Regions from separate parts of the Homo sapiens genome. Here region 2 is linked to region 1. Evidence: read pairs that join two places in POLR2A ChIA-PET (ENCODE). Cell type or tissue: A673. All regions are shown on one strand. Each heading gives the region's core, and the rest is flanking DNA. Links, peaks and the distances in the headings are about the cores only.

Region 1 (5,391 bases), core at 148-5,147:
CAAAAGGGGATTGGGACTTCTAGGGGTGGTAAATTGTGGAAAGGTAAATATATGGGGAAAATTAATGGATGATAAGAGTTATTTTGGTAATGTTTGTTTGTGCAGACCCAACCTGGTGCCCTCTTTGTCTCTAGTGATAATTGTCGTTTCTCAACTCTGGATATGGGAAAAGGAAAGGGGAACAACTTCACCAAGGGAAATTCATATTCTGCCTTAAGTTAGGAAAAGGGAGGATAGAAAGCTTTTCCTCCATTTGCTGCTTCTCAATCACCTTCAGCTTAAAATTATTCTTAAGCCAAAGTGGCATCTTCAAGGTTGGCATATTCTGATCCCCTGCATTGCAATCTATTCATAGTATTATGGGAACAGCCTTAGGAAGACTCAGTTCTCCCTGGGGGAGGAAGAGAGTGGTTGATGAATATTCTCCGAGGAAGGGACAGTTGAGCCAGTCATGGGCAGTAAGTTTTTTAAGTAGAAAAATGAGGGAAATACATGCCACGCAATAAGAACTACCTAAGCAAAGGCAGAGCAGTGTGTGAGAACTTGGGCCACTGGGCTATGTTGTGCGGGGAGGGCTACTACACATCGGGAACCAGAGTAGGCTCTTGGGACACAGGACAGTCTCCTGGCGGTGGGTGGTAGGCAAGGAGTAAGAATGAATGAAGACAGGCAATAAGAAGCCAGAGAGGAAAAAGTAATATTGCAGAGGGCTGAGAAAAGATCAAGAAACAAGAAAGGAACAGCAACTAGTTTTCTGACCCTTCAGAAAGAGTTAGATTAGGGAAGAAATAAAAAGAGATTCTGCTGACTCTTTCTCCTACACACACAGCTGGCCTCAATCCTGATTCTTTAACAAAGCAAAAAAGGAAATACAATAGCATCTTCTATCACCTCTTATTATTGAAGTAGAATTTAATTTTTAAAAATATGATTCATGGGGTAAATTACTACTTTCCATTTTTCCAAGAAAACCCATTTTAGAGGTTGACCTTGATTTCTACCTATTCAATAAAAGTGAATTTTACTCTACGCTGAAATCCCTAGGAAGCAAGCCAAATGTGTCCCACTGCTCATCGTTGTCAAAAGTGACTGGGCTAATGATGCATGTAGAAGAGAGAAGAGCTGGATTTGCATGCCATGTTCTCATCACAGTTTGTTTTGCAGACTCTAGGCATATGGGGGAAAAAATGTTTTTAAGGAAAATAAGTGATGATGTCCCTGGCTGAGTTTGGTATAACTTAGATCTGTGCCTGCATATTCCAAACAAGAAGGCTAGTGTGGTAAGAGCTTAGAAAGGATGGTGGCAGCCAGAAAGGAATCAGAGTAGACGCGAGGGGACTCTGCAGATTGTAGGAGAGAGCCATGTGGATGTCTGGGAAGTGATAAGGAGTGGGGGGAGTCAAGTTGGAATCCACAGGACTTGCTTGAGGATTGGGATGTGGGTGTGAGAGAAAGGGAAGAACCACTTGAGTCCTTTGCCAACCCTCCCTCTTCTGCCCAACTTTAGGATATGGAAAGGGCCATGGGTCTCTTCTCTTCTCCATGCACACACTCTCTAGAGGTGATTCCATCTTATCTCAGGCTTTACGTACTACCTGTGTTCCAAACTGAGACCTGAATGCCTTCTTGATAGCTCCATTTGGATACATAATAGTCCACCTCAAATACAATATGCTCAAATGGAACTCTTAACCACTGGTCCTCACCCCACCATGAAGCCTCCTCCTATAGCCTCCCTTGTCTTGGTTAGAGAGGCCCTATATACATGGTTAAGAGCACAGGGTTCTGCATCTAGCCTGTCTGGGTTCAAATCCCAGCTCAGCCACTTGCTGGTTATCAGACATTAGACAATTTGCTTAACATCTCTGTGCTTCAACTGTAGAATGGAGGGATAGTAACGGAACCTGCATGCTATGGTCTGAATGTTTATGTCCCCCAAAATTTCCTCTGTTGCAATCCTACCTTCCAAGGGGATGGTATTAGGAGACAGAACCTATGGAACATGATTAGGTCCATGAGGACAGAGCCCTCATAACCAGGATTAATGTCCTTATAAAAGAAACTCCAGAGAACTTGTTTCCCCTTTTACCATGCAAGGACACAGTAAAGGCACCATCTATGAACCAGAAAGCAAGCCCTCACCAGACACTAAATCCACCAGCACCTTGAGGTTGGACTTCCCAGCCTCCAGAGCTGTGAGTAATACATTTCTGTTGTTTATAAGCCATCTCCTGTCTATGGTATTTTGGTATAGTCGCCTGAACATGCTGAAACACTACATCATGGCATGGTTGTGAGGATCCAATGATTTAATCTTTACAAAATACTCAGAACAATGGCTGGCACATGGTGAAGCCCAGTGTATTTTCTACTATGTTTATGCCACTATGCCCAGTTGCTCATGCTCTGAAATCATCCCTGAAATACCATTCACTCAAAAAAAAAGAGGTTTGTCCAATAAAAGTAAAATTATGTCTCAAGAGGGCTACACCCATTATGTAATTATTATCTAGTTATGTGAGTTAGGGCAATGGAAAGAGCATGTTATTTGGAATCAGATAAAAACTGATTCCAAATCTTCCTTCTACTGCTTACAATCTGGTGTCCTTGGAAAGCTATTTAAAATTTCTAAGCCTCAGAATTCTCATACTTAAAATAGGAAAAATATTGTGTATCCTTCAGGGTTCTTGTAAACTTTAAATAGCATAATGTATATAAAGCTTCAGCTCAGTGCCAGATAATAGCTACTATTATTAAGATCAAGGATTTGGCTTTCTGAGCTTCAAAGTAGTCTTGTAGCATCAAAAAAAAAAAAAAAAAAGGAAGCAATTGACAATAGATTCCTCTCTAAAAGATCCATTGGTCATTTGGGAAAACAAAAAGGCAAAAGCCTTTTGGGAAGCCCCACACTGCTGCCAGAGCGAGGAGGCAGCCTGGGACTGTGACATGGGCCAAGGTAAGGGTAGTGTGGGAGACAGTCAAGCCTCCGATTACAGGTGCCATTTCCCAGGGGTCACCTTAGTCATCAGCCCAGACCCCAGGGCCAGGGCACACTGTGAACCCATTTTCAACTGTCTGCCTCCAGTTCTCAAGAGCAGAACAAAACCATTAGTGTTTAATATTTAAACAAAAACCTTTTATTATTAGTCACTTTAAGCCCGAGTGATGATTATTAAAACATAATGGATAGGGTCTTATTTTTAAAGCTTGATTTTTAATGACGGAGATAGAAATCAGAACTAAAAAAAGATTGAGCTCCCTTGTTCTCTAGAGAGTGTTCTTTCTTCAGGTCAGAGCCTTGGGGAGATTTCCTGGCTCCTCTAAAAGCTGGAGCTGCCTTTCTCACCCCAGAAATCTGTCTCTTTACATATGTAGGCAGAAGAGTGTCCCCAGGAAGAACCTGGACACTTCCCACATGGCACACTAGGCTGACTTCCCACATGTGGGAACTTAGGGCCACGGCCAAGGTAAGAAGCCAGTGCTGCTACCAGCCGCCAGCCACAGCTCCTGAGCCCTCGGCCATGGGACATCTGACCTGCCCTGTGGCAGACGACTCCAGGTACAGGGTCCCAGGTATTTGGAATAAGCTTATATTTTTATGGCTGGTCACTTCTGGGGGGTTTTGTGAAGTTGGTTGATTCTTCTTTATTTACTAGGACAACAGAGCCTGCTCCACACACTGGAACCAGAGGTGGATGAGGACTGAAGGAGGAAGAGGAGAAGGCAGAGGGCCTGGCCCAGCCTCTTCACTCCGCCGACCCTTGCAGGTGTCAGTTCAAAGTCCTGAGTGGAGCTCCCGGATGACTGCACAACCAGGGGCCAAGCAGATTAGCCGACTCCAGTGGAGCAGGCTAGAGACCTATAACTGGGAGTGGGGGAATCCCTTGAATTATAAAATCAAAAAATATAAAATTCCAGGCCAGGCATGGTGCCTCATGCCTGTAATCCCAACACTTTAGGAGGCCAAAGTAGGAGAACTGCTTGAGCTCAGGAATTTGAGACCAGCCTGGGCAACCCCATCTCTACCAAATAGATAATATATGTAATATATGTATAACTTATACATATAAATATTATATATATGTTATAACTGTACTCCTAGGAGTTATATATATTACATATAGTTTTATATATATATATTTCTATATATAGAGCTACATATATATTTTATGTATAATAGTTTATATATTATATATAACTCCTAGGAATATAGTTATAACATATGTACAGTTGTTATAACATATATACAGGAATACAGCTATAACATATATAAATATATAACATATATTACTATATATGTTATCTATCTGTAAATATTATCTATATATTACTATATATGTTATCTATCTGTAAATATTATCTATATAGAGCTATATGTGTGTAACTGTATTTTATATATATGCATAACTCCTAGGAATACATTTATAACACATATGTATAAATATAATATATAGTTTTATATATATATAACTGCTAGGAATACAGTTTAATAAGTCATGTGCATGACATGTGAAGAAAATAAGAAAATTCTATTGAGAAACATAAGATGTTTGACTGCAGGGAAAACTACATCCTCTTTTTTAACATGTACTATATATTGTAAAAATAACAATTCTTTGAAATAAAACTAAATTTAATGCAAATCCAAATCAAAAATCATTTGGGACTTTTTTCTTTGTTATGGAAAAAAATTTATTTCAAATTTCTTCTGAATGAATAAGCATGCATAAATAGCCAGGCAAATTAATGAGAGAGCATTTGTCCTATTGGATATTATAAGCATACAAGTATAAACATTAAACCATTATATAATAACAGAAAGCCCAATAGCACAGAATCCATAATTCAGAAACAGACTCATGTGTGTGTGAGAACTTGATATATGATCAAGGTGGACTATCAACAAAATGGGTTGGATAAACTGACTAATCATTTGGAAAAAATAGAAATAACAAATCTCTATGCCCAAATTAAGCTTCAGAAGGAGCAAATACCTAGACATAAAAATATACATTTTTATTAAAGTACTGAAATAAAACTTAGGTAATTGATTTATAATCTTAGCACACAACTTTTTAGATGGTCACTTGACCCTATGTATTAGTATTTTAAAGTTTGAATCAACAATTCCATTCGTGGGATTTTTTTTCCCCCGAAGCCATAATGGGTCAAGGTGACAGAGAAAGATATACAAGTCTGGTCATTAAGCATTTTTGTAATGGTGAAAAATTGGAAACAACTTAAATGTTGATTAAATAAATTATAGCATACCCATACAATGAAACCCAAACAGCCAATTAGAATAATGATATATCACCACACTGATACTCCATTGCCTGAGCACTGTTGGTAGGAAAGCCTGCTCCTGTTACAGCCCTGACAGCAGTTTAT
Region 2 (5,391 bases), core at 297-5,296, 260 kb before region 1:
TCATACTGACTTTATTAGTAAAAGTTGTCATATTCCTCAAAGCTAGCCAGGGAATTAAATTCTATTCATATTAGACAAGGTAGCCACCTGGACCTCCATTTAGAAATAGATGTATCTTTACATAGCATGTACTTCTGCTGTTTCCTACTTTGTTTTTAAACATCAAATGTGAAGATCCTCAATTAAGATTTTGTGACGATAATTATAAAGGCCCAAAGAGTTCTTTAAAATTTGAAGTTATCTGCTATACAATTTTAAATATTCCAGAATTTGTAAACTTCTATTATATTAAACTTTTAAAACATTTTTATAGTTGATGTAACTTTCTTAACCTTTTGGATTACATTTGTGGCATGTTTATGGGATGCCTCAATTAACTTTAATCTGAGTATGCCGTGTGTTTAGATTGTAGCATGATACAAGTCATTGATGCATCACTGTGCCTGATGACAAAAGGGAGTTGCAGCATAGGAATTAAGTTTCTTAAGTCTTCAGTGGAGAACTTCATCTCTTCCATCCCAAATCAAGTAAAGCTATTTCAAATACCTGAACTCATTTTAAATTTCCTTCTATAAGGAATATATAATGTCAATATCTATTAACAAACTGCAAATAAAAATCCCTTAGAGAGCAGACTTTTAAGCTCAGCAGTATCTTTGACCTTGAAGAGCATAGGGAAAAATGAATCTATCGATAGCTGTAAACCTAGTAACAATTTCATTTCTTGAATGTAATCTTTATTCCTGGAATGAGTGATGCATGTTTAGAAAATCATTCATACTGCCAATGCTGTTGCCTACGTTCAGCAGACAAGTAGAAAGGGTTCCAGAAAACTGGCAAAGACACGTTGAAAAATCCTAGTAAATATTTTATTTACACTCTGAGCCAGTGCCAAGGAATTTTTTAAGAAAATACATACAATATCAAGTTTTCATGTATACTCAGATAATAGGATTATACTTGAGCTGTGGAAATCTTTTCCTGGAATTAAATTAAGCAAGAACTAGTTTTGATTGATCCAGATATGACAGTTGCTGAGAAGTTACATGCAGAAAGCCTTGCAGAGGGAGTCAGAAGCTTCAGCCAAGCTGTATCTATCTTGCCATGTCAACCCCAAAAGGAGCAAAGGAATTGAAAAGGGCCTGCAGAAGTATTGGAGTGACTTTATCCTAACAGAATCTGTGCTCCTTCTTTCACCTACATGGCAAGGTTTTCCCCTGCTATCATGAAATCTTCTTGGGTAATTGGAGTACCAAGAGCTAAAAAAGAGTTGAGCAAATCAAACAGCAGATAACCTCTTACAAGCATAGACATTCAGAAATGTCTGAAAAGATACAGGAGGAGTTTGCATCCCTAAAAACACGCATTTTTTTAACATTTAAAAAAGAAAAATCTTAAAGCAATGTAGGATGGAAGAGTACCTGTCAAAAGCTAAGAAATCTGACTTCCTAGTGGTGGTGGGATTTGTCCAAAGCAGTTGCTCTTCCCCAGGCAAGAAATCATCAGCATGACACAGAGTGAGTACCCACAGGCCCTTCTGATACTGGTCATTTGGCCAATTTTGTGGAAGTTGGAGCTCGGCTCTGAGAGCCAATATCAAGACAGCAACCTGGACTCTTGTTCACCACCTTTCCTACAGAAGCTGGAGAAACTGAATTAGAGAGGGAGAGACAATCTGCAGAATCTCATGCACTTGTCCCAAGAAGGGTTACTGAAGACTCTACTGGCTTGGTGGTTCAACATGGAGGTGTTTTGGCCAATGCTTGCAAATTATGATGCTCTATCTAATTGTCTGGTCAACTCTGTGTTCCCTGCCTTGCATTTCAGTTGCTTGACTGACTCCATCTTGAAGAATCTCTTGGGATTTAGTGGTAGGCAGTGGCTCCACAACTTCAAAAAGCTGGGGATGTATGCATGCAGCCTCCCTGAGAAATACCACAAGCGCCTGATTGGAACAATCTGTATCAAATGAAAGAGGAGAATAAAGAACTACTCTGCTTCATGGAAAACTTGAGTCAAAACAATCTGGTCAGAAACTATTTGGCTGGGAGAGCATCTATTTTCTGCTTTCTTTTTCTCTCAGATTGACTGGGGTTTGGGGATTGTAAACATTTTTTTCTTTTTAAATACTATTGGGAATACAGGCATGGAAAATATATTTCTGATGAGTTTCCTCATTCACTTGCAACGGAGCTTTTGATTTTCTGTGGTGCAAATGTGTATATGAGCACACATTCACACACATGGATGCATGTGAGGATTGTTTACAACATTTTTTGGAATTCATATAGATCATGCACTCTAGGCAGAGAAGCAGAATTCGGAGCAGAAATGATTACTGAGACTATGTTCATCTCTACACCACACTAACAGACATGCAACAACAGTTTCCGCTTGAGATAAAGGTCCATAGTGCCTTCCATATGCCTCATCTATAGAGTGAATAGCTGGCAGCTGTGTTACATTAGCTTACGCTAGATTATGCCACTTGAACAAATTGCCCCTCAAGTTGTAGTGGCATAAAACAAGTGTATTTATTGCTTATATTACATGTCAGCAGCTGGTCTGCTGTTTCTCTGTCCCCAGTGTCATCATTCCAATACCTAGGCTGAAGGAATATCTCTTAGCCTCATGGTAAAGGGAAAAGAGCAGGAAAGGTGGTTGGGTTAGGGGATGGCTCTTGAGATGTTTTTCTGAAACTAGCACAGGTCACATCTGTTCACATTTAATTGGCCAAAGTGGGTCATATGGCCAAGCATAACATTAGTGAGGTGGGAAGGGTATGCCTCCTAGTTGCAGGAGAACTGCACATGGCAGCTGGAAAGGGCAGGGCGTCACTGTGGGCATACAAAGAAAAAAAAATGCATAAGTGTGTGTGACTATATAGTATATATATATGTTAATTATATATTTAAGGCTAATTAAAAATTAACAGTAAATATGTGTAACGTATTTGTTTACGTATATGTCATATGTCGTAATATCTATGGTTTCCCCAACCAGGCTGAAAAAGACTGATTAAAAATAACCCTTGAGTGACGAGGAATAAACCTGCTTAGGTTTATTCTCTACTTAGCTGGAGAATTTGCTCGATCTTCTTTTACTCTAATAGGAATTAAGTGACTAGATTTGCTATGAATCCAGCTTCCAGAAGATATTTCAAGGCCTAGGAAACAAGGCTTATGTGTAGAATTGGTGAAGGAATTTTATGTCTCAACACATCTCTCATTCTTGCGTTTGGGAAAGAAGTCCACATAAACAGAGCTGAGAGTCTCTGTCTTGACTGAGTACAGGTAAGCGTGATCACTCTATACGGGTCTTCCAGGTTTCCTCTTCCTATTGCTGTATACTTGCTGACAGTCAGATATTTTATTGCACATCAAGGAAAAGATTGCCTCAAATTATGGATAGATAAAGTGGGTGTTTATAAGTTGATCCACTATTTTGAATATTCAGTGATTAATAATCCCAAATTCATTCCAAATAACCTGTATTTTAGTTCCTCTTAGTAACTTAGAAAATCATGGAAAGAAAATGTTATGAATATTAGGAAAAAATTATATTTGGTATACAATTAAGGTCTTTTACATATCAAAATAACTTAACATATAATTTTAAAAGTGCAAAAAGATATATCCTGATGCCATACCATGGGATGTAAATCAAAGTCTGTTACTACTAAAAATCTGACATTCCTTCCTGTATCTGTCACTAAGGTTATAAAGCCCTCCTGGCAGGATTATGGTGGTAGCGTATGGTTCTATGTAATATTAATGATTGCATCATTGGTATCCATATATAGATGGGATGGATACCCTGGCATTGATTTTAACAAAACTGGCTTAATGTATGGCCAAAGAAATACACCTTCAATAAATACGGACTTCACTAGAGAAATTCTGTCTGAAGACAAAGGAGTCATTCTCCTGAAGTAGTAAAGTTACTAATGAAGCTACCTTAGCCATATAAATTATCCTAAGCCAGCAACCACAAGCCCGTTGAAATGTTAACACCTTTGATATACTTTAATAGTGATAATTTCATCCACTGCAGGCATCTTGTGGTGGCTGAGTCATCCTGCTATGCTGGTACCCGTAGTCTTTTAGAAACAGGGTGCCCACCAAATAGGCCAGTTTAAAGGAAAAGACAAAACACTCTACTCAAGCCTACTTTTTCTTAAATCCCATGACGATCACACTCTTTCTTTTCCTTACTTCTCTTAAGTACTTTTAACGAACATTTAAAAAAGAAGACCTATTTAAATTGGAGCCAGTTTGTCCATAGAAATTCAAGGAGATTTGTAGGAACAACATAAATACATGTGCTCGTATGTAATGATTTCATAAACTTTCCACAATAGAACAGATTCTTTCTAGCCAGCTACATGTCTGATAATAATAAATTTTAATTTGGGCCTCATTTGAATTTTTGGTCATTTAGAAAGGATACCCAATACCTTTCAGTGAGCTATTGAAAAAGTATTTGCTATGCTGAGAAAAACGTAAAACAAAATGTACATACTTAAAATGCTTAGCCAAGAGAACACACTGTTCCCAAGCATGCTAGAAGCACGCTAGACACACCAGCTTAAAAATACAATGAGGTTGTAATGTGAGATGAGGCCTGCAAACCTGGGCAGCAAATTTGCTGTGCTCACTATGTTTCCTGACTTGCCTGAGGTCCTACAGAGCCTTGTCCACAGACTGTCTGTAGCTAAGAGACTACATTAAAGAAACAGCTTGTAAATCTCTTTTAACTCCCATAGACTTCCAGCCTTCTCCACCGTCAGTCTACACTGGTGAGGTCCTATTGAACTCTTTTCTCTTGGCTACCTTGATGTTATAATCTTCCTACAGGGAAATGCAATTGGCAGTATTCAAAAATCAAATATTTAAAAAATAAGCATCATTCTCGAAACAAAGTAAATTTCCCATTTTTTTTACAAATAAGATCATTATATAAGAAAATATTCGCAATGTATTCTTAAGTGAAAAAAGCAGTCAACCAAAGATATTAGCATAGTACTGTTTTGACAGATAACATATATAAAGTTAGGTGTTCATAATGGGGCAAGAGTTGACTTTTTTCATTCATTGTGACTTTCTCTATTAGGAAGTTTTCAACACTGGGCATGTATAATTAAGAAACATGATAATATGTTCATGTGAAAACCCACATCGGCCATGGTTTGTTTCCACGGTGCCTTTGTTCTCATGCCCATGGTAGTGGGTGCCTCCCCAGGTGCTAGCAAGAGCTTCCCTCTGCTGGGTCTGTCTGAGGATAGTGGTCACATCATGCTCAAAGCATGTGTAAGGCAACTGAGGCAAAGCCAGTGACTTTGCCTTAAGTGGAATCGCAGATATATGGCTGAATAGCACGGGTAGCACCACA

The links. Peaks named below come from ENCODE experiments on the same cell type or tissue, not always from the same donor. Only the 100,000 strongest peaks of a DNase experiment are listed, where the experiment ranks them.
Region 2: POLR2A ChIA-PET joins it to region 1 with 6 read pairs; 2 of 35 experiments call an interaction of 5 or more read pairs at or near these places.

What each region holds. Positions count from the first base shown.
Region 1 is chr13:32,911,744-32,917,134 of GRCh38, reverse strand. No RefSeq gene overlaps it. Among named protein-coding and RNA genes, the nearest start is that of LINC00423, 2.8 kb to the right of the region's middle. In A673, for the core only: no CTCF peak of the experiment used is centred there; no DNase peak of the experiment used is centred there.
Region 2 is chr13:33,171,783-33,177,173 of GRCh38, reverse strand. The region is part of intron 1 of STARD13 (StAR related lipid transfer domain containing 13); the gene reads left to right. Among named protein-coding and RNA genes, the nearest start is that of STARD13-AS, 100 kb to the left of the region's middle. In A673, for the core only: no CTCF peak of the experiment used is centred there; a DNase peak (open chromatin) is centred at 2,463; H3K27ac peaks cover 4,636 bases.